3 separate regions of the Homo sapiens genome follow, and all the other regions are linked to region 1. Evidence: chromatin contacts called from ENCODE Hi-C or POLR2A ChIA-PET data. All regions are on one chromosome and are shown on one strand. Each heading gives the region's core, a stretch centred on a gene start or an enhancer-like site at or near the end of the contact. The rest is flanking DNA. Distances are from core to core; before and after follow the strand shown. Region 1 holds the start of IRF2BP1 (interferon regulatory factor 2 binding protein 1). Region 2 holds the start of NAPA-AS1 (NAPA antisense RNA 1). Region 3 overlaps ARHGAP35 (Rho GTPase activating protein 35).

Region 1 (3,194 bases), core at 241-2,740:
GCCAGGTTCCGGGATGGGGCTCGCGGGGGTGGGCCACAGAGAGCCGCAGGGGCCGGCTCTGGGTACTGCTGGGGCAGGGCCTCCGCGGGAGCTGGCTCGCGGAAGCTGCGGACGCCGTCGGTAAGCAGCTCGCCCAGCTGCCGCCATTCTCCTGATCCATGCCGGCGTTCATATTCGAGGTACTTGAAGCCCGAAGAAGCCAGTGCCTTGCCCGGCTCCCGCAGAGCATCGTGGAACATCTGGCGAGCCACTGCCAGGACGCCGGCGTACACATTGCCGGAACCACAGGGGTATTCGGTGAAGAGCTTCAGCTCGAACTCGTATCCTGGAGGACGGGCAGTAGCATCGAAGGCGAACACTCGCCCCACCAGCCCGTGATCCTTCTTGAAGCGCACATTGAACGGGGCGCAGGCGGACAGCGCCAGTAGCTGTTCCCGCACTGCTTTGGGGCGCCCGTGCCATTCCTCTGCCCGGCCTCGCATGGCCTCGTTCAGTTCTGCCAGACAGTCCGCATTCCTCTGCTGCTTCTCTTTCTCGAAATCGGAGCCGAAGAGGGGACGGGCAGGACTCAAGCCGGGTGCCAGCGTCAGGCCTCGGCTTCCCAGGCCAGACACTGCAGCTGCCAGCAGCCCAGGGGGCATCAAGCCAGGCATGGAGCCAAGCAAGGCCCTTCGCGCCCCCTCAGCCACGGCCTCCTCACGGCCCAGCCCATTGGCCAGGCGGGACCCCAGAGTGTACTCCAGGGCGGGCGAGGGCAGGGGGAGGCGGCCTGATGATGTGGCCCTGTCATAGCGGTCCTGGCCCGACACGCCGCCGCCGGTCCCTGACGGCTGGGGCTGGGCCTGCGGGGGCGGCAGCTGGGGCCCCTGTGCGGCTGCCGCCGCCAGGTCCTTGGTGGCCGGGTGCTTAAGGGCCGGGGGCCCGGGCGAGCGGCCCTCGGGGAGCACGTGGCTGCGCTTGAGCTGGCGGGCGGCATCGATGAGCAGTTCGATGCGGTCCGCGCCCTCGAAGTTCACGCAGCCGCGACACACGGCCTCGCTGAAGTCCCACACCATGGCCCACGGCATCTTGGGCAGGTCGCACAGGTAGCACCACTGGCGGCGGGACGCCTGCACAGACGCCATGGCCCCAGTCCGCGCGCCGCCCAGCTCCCGCGTTCCACCGGCCGCCGACGTGCGATCCGCGCCGCCAACGTTCGATCCGCGTCCCGGGGACAGCGCGAGCCACGGTCCGGCCTCCGGCTCGGCCTCCCCGCCGGATCCAGGCCCGGCCCCCCTTCCCCGCCCCCTGGGCCCTAAGCCTTTCTGCTCACTCCCGCCTCCCTCGCGAAGGCAGGCTGAGGCACGTCGGCGCCCCCGCCCGGTCCGGGCTCCGAGCCGAGGCGCACAGCTCGGGCCCCACGATGGGCCGCGAGCGCCGCCGCCTCGGGCTCCCGCCGCTCTCGCCGCCGCCGCTGCAACGGCCGCCGCCGCCTCCACCTCCTTCTTCTGCCCCAGAGGCCGCTTCGCAGGGAAAGTTACATAACACGCCTGCAAAGCCTTCTGGGAAACGTAGTCCCGCCGGGGCCGGCTCTTAAAGGGAACGGCGGGCAGACGCGGGCTGGGGGGGTTGTCGCCTCTGCCGGCGCAAACCTTACAACCTTCTCCGTGGGGCCGGAGTTCAGCGCGCCGCAAGATGCTGGGACACAAAGGTGGTAGGCGAGGATGCAATACAAATGATCAGAGCTACTCCGGATTCAGAAATTGTGGGGGTGGGTGGACAGGCTTCCGGGCTTCCAACTTCTGCTCGGATTTGCTGTGCAGCTTTAGGCAAAATGTCTTGCCCTCTCTGAACCTCAGTTTCCCCGCCCAGCAAAGGTGGGCCAATGACGGATTAGGAAAGTAGCAGCTTCTGGGGCGGGGCGGAGAAGCCCTGATTGGCTTCAGAGCAGGGACGGGAAGCTGGCAACTAGGTGGGGGTGGGGGTGGCCACCTGGCACTTCGTCCTCCCCCCGGAATCCTAGATATATGCTTCTGGGGCCCGCCACAGCCAGAGAAGGGAGAGGACTAAGGGCTTCCGAGCCAGAGCCTTGTCTCAGTTGTTTCTCTGCTAAAAGAGTGGGGCGACTGGCCGCCCTCTAACCCTGTCCCAGCTCTGCCCGCGCGCTCTGGTCTCTAAAGGGTTACACCATCGGGGGCTCGGCGTCCCCCACCCGCTTCACTACAATTCCCAAAATGCACTGCGGGTCGGACATAGTGACGCACTTCCGCCCTCTGGGAGGTTTGGGGAGGCCTTCCAGATTCACGCTACTTTCCCGGCTACCCCCCGCCCCCCCACTTTTCTGGGGGCTCTTTACGTGCATTCGGAGCGTGGCGTTTGGGGGACCCTTATCTTCTGTTGCTCCCCAGTTTGAGGGAAGAGTAAGGGGTTAAGAAGTGACGGGCAAGAGGAGGGAGTTGCTGGGGAAGGGCAAACACCAGACCAACCTTTCCCCAACCTTGAGCGCTCACTACCTGGAAGGCCCAATCAGGCTGTGAGGACCCTTCTTCTTTCCCAGGCATTGGGAACTGGACGAGGCTGTCTTTGGGGAAGGGCGGAGGCGGGTCTCCAGGTTCCAACCCACAACAGCCCCTTTCTCTAGGCCTGGGTCCGTGTTAGGTGCTCAAAAATATTTGAATGACGTACCAGTTGGCCCTGGTTTTGTCTAGTGAGGGGCTGCTTGTCCCTTCTCCTCCCGTCCCACTGGAACCGCAGCAGCTCTGATTCTGTTACCCAGACCTCACAATTTTAAAATGGTTTCACAATTTTGTCTACTACCTGTATTTGAACACTTTTCTCCCTTAAAAAAAAGATTTATCAGGCTGAAGTGGGAGGATTGCTTGAGCCTGGAGATAACAGGCTACAGTGAACCATGATTGCGTCACTGCACTCCAGCCTGGGCAACAGAGCAAGATCCTGTCTCAAAAAAATAAATAAAAATAAAAAGATTTATCTATTTTTGCCTCATCCTAGGTAATACGTTCACAATCATGGGTTTCATGTACTGTGGTTACCTTAAAAAAAATTAGTGAAAACTATCGACTCATTCAAGAGGACATTAATATGTCACTTAAAGTTGCCTTTGGGCTATTATTTACGAAACACTAATGGGAGTTAAGGCTTCTGGCCAGATTCAGCCTTCAGGTGGACTGGATTGGCCTCTGACCAGCTGTGGC
Region 2 (3,194 bases), core at 406-2,905, 1.6 Mb after region 1:
TGTTATATTACATTTGTGCTTTCCATTCTCACATGACCTCTCTGGTCCCCAAAGGCATTTTAGTTTAATTTCATTTTATTTTATTTATTTATTTTTGAGACAGAGTTTCGCTCTTGTCACCCAGGTTGGAGTGCTGTGGTGCAATCTTGGCTCACTGCAACCTCCGCCTCCCGGGTTCAAGTGATTCTCCTGCCTCAGCCTCCTGAGTAGGCTGGGATTACAGGCACACACCACCATGCCCAGCTAATTTTTGTATTTTTAGTAGAGACGGGGTTTCGCCATGTTGGCCAGGCTGGTCTCAAACTCCTGACCTCAGGTGATCCGTCTGCCTCAGCCTCTCAAAGTGCTGGGATTACAGGTGTGAGCCACCGTGCCCGGCTGGCATTTTAGTTTTCAATCCCTAATCTAGTACAACCTCTTTATTTTCCAGAAGGGGAAACAGACTACAGGGGTCTGTAAGTAAAGAAGGGGTTCGAGAAGCCAGGGTTTCTACATTTACAGTGGAGTGGGCGTCGATGCGCAGGGGACACTCACTCCGCATGGCACAGCTGGAACGGAGTGAACTGGAGCTCCAGGTTCAGGCAGCTCTCTGTAGGCAGGGCACAGGCAGGTTAGCATGGGGGACCTGCTGGGGACTCTCTCCCTCCTCCCGTCCACGCCTCACTCACGGGCAATAGAGTCAAGGTTGTACTCAGAGCCGGGCTCGTAGTCGCAGTAAATGTTCAGGAAGGGGCTGCCCTTGTCCCCTGAATCCTGGCGGAGGACACGGGGTTCAGGGGAGGGCAGGGGTGGCAGGAGGGATCCGGGGCGGCTCAGTGGAACTCACCATGTGTGTAAGGAGGAGGGCGAAGGGAGGTGGAGGGGGCTCTAGGTACCTTGATGAACGTGATCCCCACAACCAGACCCCGCTTGGGGGGTGACTTGTTGAAAGTGTCGATGGAGACAATCTCCGCATCCACTGGGAGGGGAGAGTTCTAAGTTCAGTGTCAGGCAGACTCATGCTTCCAATCTCCCCAACATGGTGAGCTCTGGCTACCGCAATGATCATGCCCTCTGGTCTGAGTCCTGACCACCATCACCTGATCTCTGTTCCCTGGGTACTAGGGATCCTGACCTGTAAGTCTGAAGAATCCTGAAACCCTAGGCTCATCCGGGCCCCAACTATGCCTGCCCGCTGATCCCAGTGACCCCCTTAAAACCACCTGATCCCATTCTTCCAGCACGGTGACCCGGCTCAGACAGAGCCTCAGAAGCCTTCTCAACACCACGTTCCAGGCCCCCGCCCCCCAGCACCATAGCGCCACCCACCGGGAATGTAGTTGAACTGCAGCTCCTTGGCCACTGGCCGGATTTTCTGTCGGAGGTCTTGGTAGCGGAAGCCGAGCACCTTGCCTTTAAGGGTGGCGGCCAGCAGCTCCCCGCGCCCGCCGGCGCCGCCTGCCAGCCCGTACACATTGCTCTGCGACGAGAAGCGCGTGAAGCTGTCCTCGCGCAACGGACAAGGCCCCGCGGCCACGGCCGCCTCCCCCATCATGCCCCTCAGTTAAGCACCCTCTCCGCAGCCCCCGCCCCAACCCGCACTACCCAACCTACGACTCTCTAAGCGACCTGAACCGCCGGGTGCCCGGCCGTTGCGCGGGCTGATGACGTACGGAAGCTGCCGGCGTTGCCCTCTCCCAAGATGGCGGCCAGGTCGCCTGCTCGGGCCTCCCAGGCGACTTTGCCCCACTGCGCCCGCGCTCTCTTCTCCTTTCCATTTCTGGACCAAGGGGCTGCCATAAGGAGTCTGTGACTAGAGATGGGAGGTGGTGGCCACGGCCTCTCGCTGTATGCTGTGTGGAAGGTCGAATCATCATCATCATAAAACTTAATATTGCCCTTATGTGCCAGGAACTACTGTAAGTGCATTCCATCTAATACTTTATTAAAAATTCGCAAGGGGGTGGAGGTAGGTACTTAAATCCATTTTAGAGATGAAGGAATTGAGGCACAGAGGGGTAAAGTAACTTGCCTAAGATCACACAGCTAGTAACGAGCGGTCAGTACTGGAAACCAAACAAGGTAACTCCACAGTTCACTATTTTTTTTTTTTTTTTTTTTGAGACGGAGTCTTGCTCTGTCACCCTGGAGTGCAGTGGTGCGATCTCGGCTCACTGCAACCTCTGCCTCCTGGGTTCAAGCGATTCTCCTGCCTCAGCCTCCCAGCAGCTGGGATTACAGGCGCCACCACACCTGGCTAGTTTTTCTATTTTTAGTAGAGATGGGGTTTCGCCATGTTGCCCAGGCTGGTCTGGACCTCCTGACCTCAGGTGATCCGCCCACCTCGGCCTCCCAAAGTGCTAGGATTATAGGCGTGAGCCCCCTTGCCCGGCCTATAGTTCATAATCTTAACAGTATCACCTTTAAAATAATTAATACATTCTTCTTGCCCCCAAGGAAAAATGATCCAGCTATAATAACCACCTCCTTTATCGAACACCTACTTGGTGACAGTCATGCTGGCTCTGATAATCTGATTCCTTACAACTGTTCTGCAAGGGCCTACTGTTACCCTCCCTGCCGGTTCACTTATTCAGGATTCATTGAGCTTTTACTATGTGCCCGGACGTCCTTTGCAAATCTGTCTCACTAATCTTTGCAAGAAAGAAACCTCTACAAAGAGGTTTATTATCCCAGTTTAGAGAGAATCAAATGGAGGCTCAGAAAGAGTAAGTCCACTGACTGATATGCTAGCAAGTGGTGGGGACAGGATGTAAACCAGGTGTTTCCGACTCTGGGGCCTTCAGGGGTTCCTGTCTGTGCTGCTTTGTCCCTAGAAGGCCATGGAGGTTTGGGTACTATGTGCACATCTGTGTATCATTTCCAGAAGACATGGGTTGGCCAGCTGTCCTGGACACCTCGAGCACACACAGACTGCAAGCTCCATGAAGGCAGCAGGCTGATCTCCCTTGATCACGGCCTTATCGCCTGTACCTGGAACACAAGGCCTGACACAAAGCAGGCATTCAGAAAATATGTGTCAAAAATCACAAACTATGTGCTGAGCATGTAAGAGACAGCTCTTACATGATGGAAAGTTCTCAAAGGCAGACTGGATAACGGAGGTGGCAAGGAATTTGTGATGATTCCAGATTTCTGGATGTGGAGAGTAGAAGTTCCTGGAGGGCAGTCTGGGAATGCCGTCAGTGCTGCTG
Region 3 (3,194 bases), core at 368-2,867, 1.1 Mb after region 1:
AGAGAACAGTCCTCGCCCTTGAGGACTTGTGTGTTCTTGTTCTAGCTGCCTTTCTGCAAATCTTTCTCCATTCTGCTATTCCTTTCTCTGGATGTATACCCAGTCCCCCATATTGCCGGCATGGGTTCAACCAAACCCCTCCTTCATACTTGAAAGGGTAGAGTAGCACACTCCAGTGTGGGGGCAGCCCAGGTTGGAGCCCAGCTGGAAGAATTCAGCACAGTAAGCAGACGGGTCACTTCCCGTCCAACCCTGTCTTTCCAAGCCCATCTTCCTTCACACTGGACTCCTTAGCACCTTCACACGGTGTCGTGCCTCTGCGTCGTTGTTAAACACTGTTCCTGCTGCCTAATATGTTGTTTCCTCTCCCATCTAACACATTCCCATCCTTTCCGAAGCCTTCACACTCTAGACATGCCTCGATTATAGTAGCTGTCCCCTTGTGTTAGGGATACTGTTTCTGTCTGTCACTCCTTAGAAGAAGAGACAGGAGGGAGCTTGCTCTCCTCCCTCTGCCATGTGAGGACACGAGAAGGCAGCTGTCTGTATGTAAGCCAGCAGGAGGGCCCTGCCAGAAACCAAATAGGCTGGCCCCTCGATCTTGGACTTCCCAGCCCTCAGAACCATGAGAAAAAGAGAGCTATTGTTGAAGCCACCCAGTCTGTGGTATTTTGTTATGGCAACCCAAGCAGCTAAGACAGATGGCAAGGTGACCAACTCAGGCATCAGAACACCTGAGAGCCTTAAGGCAGGGGCCCCTTCTTTCCTGATTCATGTGTCCCCATGGGACCTGGCTCTCCAGAGTCCTCCATCAGGGATCTTTGTGTCCACATGACCAGAACACAGCAATTGGGTCAGCAGAAATGGGAATTGAGGCAACTGAAAGTCAGAAGGGCTGAGACAGGTGGACGAAGACGTGGACAAATGCCACTTGAGAGCCGTGGTCTGAAGAGATGAGCTCACGCCTTTGTGTAGTGCCCGGCTCCCAGGTGGTTTACTGTTTGAAATGTAAGCTGACTGGGTATCAGACAACTGAATCCCACTTTTTCAAACAAAGATGGTGCAAGGCCTTGTGATTTCACCCCAGTTTGCGTTCTTTCACTCTTGGCTGGCATCCTTTGGCTATTTAAATTCGTAGCCTCCCAACAGTTTTTAAAAAACAAACAAACTCACACAATTTATCTTTTCATGTAAGCTGCAATTTGGTTGAAACAAGACCTTTCTAGTACATAGTCCAAAGCTCCTGATAACTGAAACTACAATCAGTGTTTCTGTTCTGTGATCTGTTTTTTGTTTTAAAAGCCACAACAGAAAACCTTTTCTTCTGTTACGGCTGTCAGGAGCCGTTTGGGCTTAATCAATAATGAGGTGTTTCACTTCCTGGGGCTGGGCTATCTGTGGAGAGCACTTACTTCTCCGTAACCCATGAAGCCAGTGAAGGACCCTGAATCTGGGTAAATTCAAAATTCTTCTGAGCCTTGGATAGTCTTAGGCATAGTTCTGGCAGGGTCTGACTTGAAAAAGTAGGTTGTGTATTTATTATTGTCGTTTCAATATCACTAACACGAGGTGAAGAAGAAGAAGAAGGCAAAAGACCCAGCCTGAGCAGAACTCAATGTAACAGTCCTTGATTCTAAGCCGCCCCCGTCCATGTGATACAACTCCTAGCGGGGGAGGGATAGTGGGGCATTATATTAAGTATAGGTATTAATGATAAGTTCGTCTAGTTTGGAAAACTTTTAAATGGGCAGAGATGAACATAATCAGATGGCAAGGATGTGGTAGTAGCTGTTTGAATAACAATAATGATGAGGATAGCTAACATTGATAAGCATTATTTCATGTCACCCTCTCCGTGACAGACAGAGCCTGAGAGGAGTCGCCATTGCCCCCACACAGCCAGCCTTTCAGCAGCCTTCTTGGCAGCAGCTATGTCAGACCAACAGTACCTTCCTAATTTTAGCCTCACAAAATTCATTTATGTTTCATATATACCTTATTCACATAGCATGAAGGTAATTTCATACGATGTTTTTTGTTTTGTTTTGTGACAGGGTTTCTTTCCATCACCCGGGCTGGAGTGCAGTATTTCATACTTCCTGTATTTGTGGCAGGAAGCTTTATGCTTTATCATCAGAGTGATCTTTGAAGGGAAGGACTTACTCAGCATTTAAATAACACAAGCTAGATTACAGAGCAACCCTTTAAACCATTTAAGAAAAAAATGATTTCCTTTTTAAAAAATGGTAATTGCTGTATGATTGTCAAATTTTTCCTCTTGAAAGTATTTTTTAAGTAAAAATGAGCCTGCATACTACACCCATGTATGACCATCATATAACAAGACAGGGTAAATGCAGGTCACGCATCCCTAATCTGAAATCCAAAATGCCCCAAATCTGAACATTTTTCAGCACCAACATGATTCCCCACCTGACCCCATGTGGTCACAGTCAAAACTTTGTTTCATGCACGAGGCCAGGGCACAGTGGCTCATGCCTGTAATCTCAACACTTAGAGAGACCAGTGCGGGCAGATCACTTGAGCCCAGGAGTTTGAGACCAGCATGGGCAAGATGGAGAAACGCCATCTCTACTAAAAATACAAAAATTAGCCACGTGTGGTGGCGTGCACCTGTAGTCCCAGCTACTTGGGAGGCTAAGGTGAGAGAATCACTTGAGCCTGGGAGGCAGAGGCCACAGTAAGCTGAGATTGCACCATTGCACTGCAACCTGGGTGATAGAGCAAGACCCTGTCTCAAAAAAAAAATTTATGAAATTACCTTCTATGCTGTGTGTATAAGGTATATGTGAAACATAATAAATTTTGTGTTTAGGTTTGGGTCCCATCCCCAAGATATCTTTTTTTTTTTTTTTTTGGAGAGGGAGTCTCACTCTGTCACCCAGGCTGGAGTGCAATGGCACGGTCTCAGCTCATTGCAACCTCCGCCTCCCATGTTCAAGCAATTCTCCTGCCTCGGCCTCCCAAAGTGCTGGGATTACAGGCGTGAGCAACCACACCCAACCGCATCCTCAAGATACCTCATTACTTATATGCAAATATTCCAAATTCTGAAACACTTCTGGTCCCAACTATTTTGGTTGAGGGCTGCTCAGACTGTAATACATCAGTGTGATTAAGAGCAGCCACATGGAGTCAGTCTCTTTGGATGCCAGGCCTAGCTCTGCTACCCA

What was found. A loop is a pair of places that touch in the nucleus more often than their neighbours do. ChIA-PET counts read pairs that join two places held with the same protein, here RNA polymerase II (POLR2A). Pooled maps may share reads with other maps.
Region 2: a loop to region 1 is called in a map of CD4-positive, alpha-beta T cell, with 23 times the contacts of the local background. The contact joins the promoter of NAPA-AS1 here to the promoter of IRF2BP1 in region 1. A Hi-C loop is called at or near these places in 3 of 168 maps with a recorded cell type or tissue (CD4-positive, alpha-beta T cell, CD4-positive, alpha-beta memory T cell and naive thymus-derived CD4-positive, alpha-beta T cell), 9 of 37 single-sample maps with no recorded cell type and 14 of 50 pooled maps.
Region 3: a pooled map shows a loop between it and region 1 (4-fold over the local background). The contact joins the enhancer-like site here to the promoter of IRF2BP1 in region 1. A Hi-C loop is called at or near these places in 1 of 50 pooled maps. POLR2A ChIA-PET finds 5 or more read pairs at or near these places in 2 of 52 experiments (A673 and activated CD4-positive, alpha-beta T cell).

The regions. Positions count from the first base shown.
Region 1 is chr19:45,884,651-45,887,844 of GRCh38, forward strand. It overlaps IRF2BP1 (interferon regulatory factor 2 binding protein 1), which reads right to left and starts at 1,491. Exons shown (of 1, transcript NM_015649.3): 1 at 1-1,491. The coding sequence starts at 1,124. RefSeq lists silencers at 746-985, 1,026-1,505 and enhancers at 1,666-1,815, 1,966-2,205, 2,266-2,315.
Region 2 is chr19:47,482,627-47,485,820 of GRCh38, forward strand. It overlaps NAPA-AS1 (NAPA antisense RNA 1), which reads left to right and starts at 1,656. Exons shown (of 4, transcript NR_038452.1): 1 at 1,656-1,898. It overlaps KPTN (kaptin, actin binding protein), which reads right to left and starts at 1,593. Exons shown (of 12, transcript NM_007059.4): 1 at 1,309-1,593; 2 at 876-958; 3 at 669-753; 4 at 535-589. The coding sequence starts at 1,534. It also overlaps a transcript of NAPA not described here. RefSeq lists enhancers at 1,518-1,807, 1,838-1,967.
Region 3 is chr19:46,953,559-46,956,752 of GRCh38, forward strand. All of the region lies in intron 3 of ARHGAP35 (Rho GTPase activating protein 35), which reads left to right. Among named protein-coding and RNA genes, the nearest start is that of NPAS1, 65 kb to the right of the region's middle. Within about 2 kb of position 1,618, at least 9 of the 41 ENCODE cell types and tissues checked have a DNase peak (open chromatin) inside an H3K27ac peak, as active enhancers do.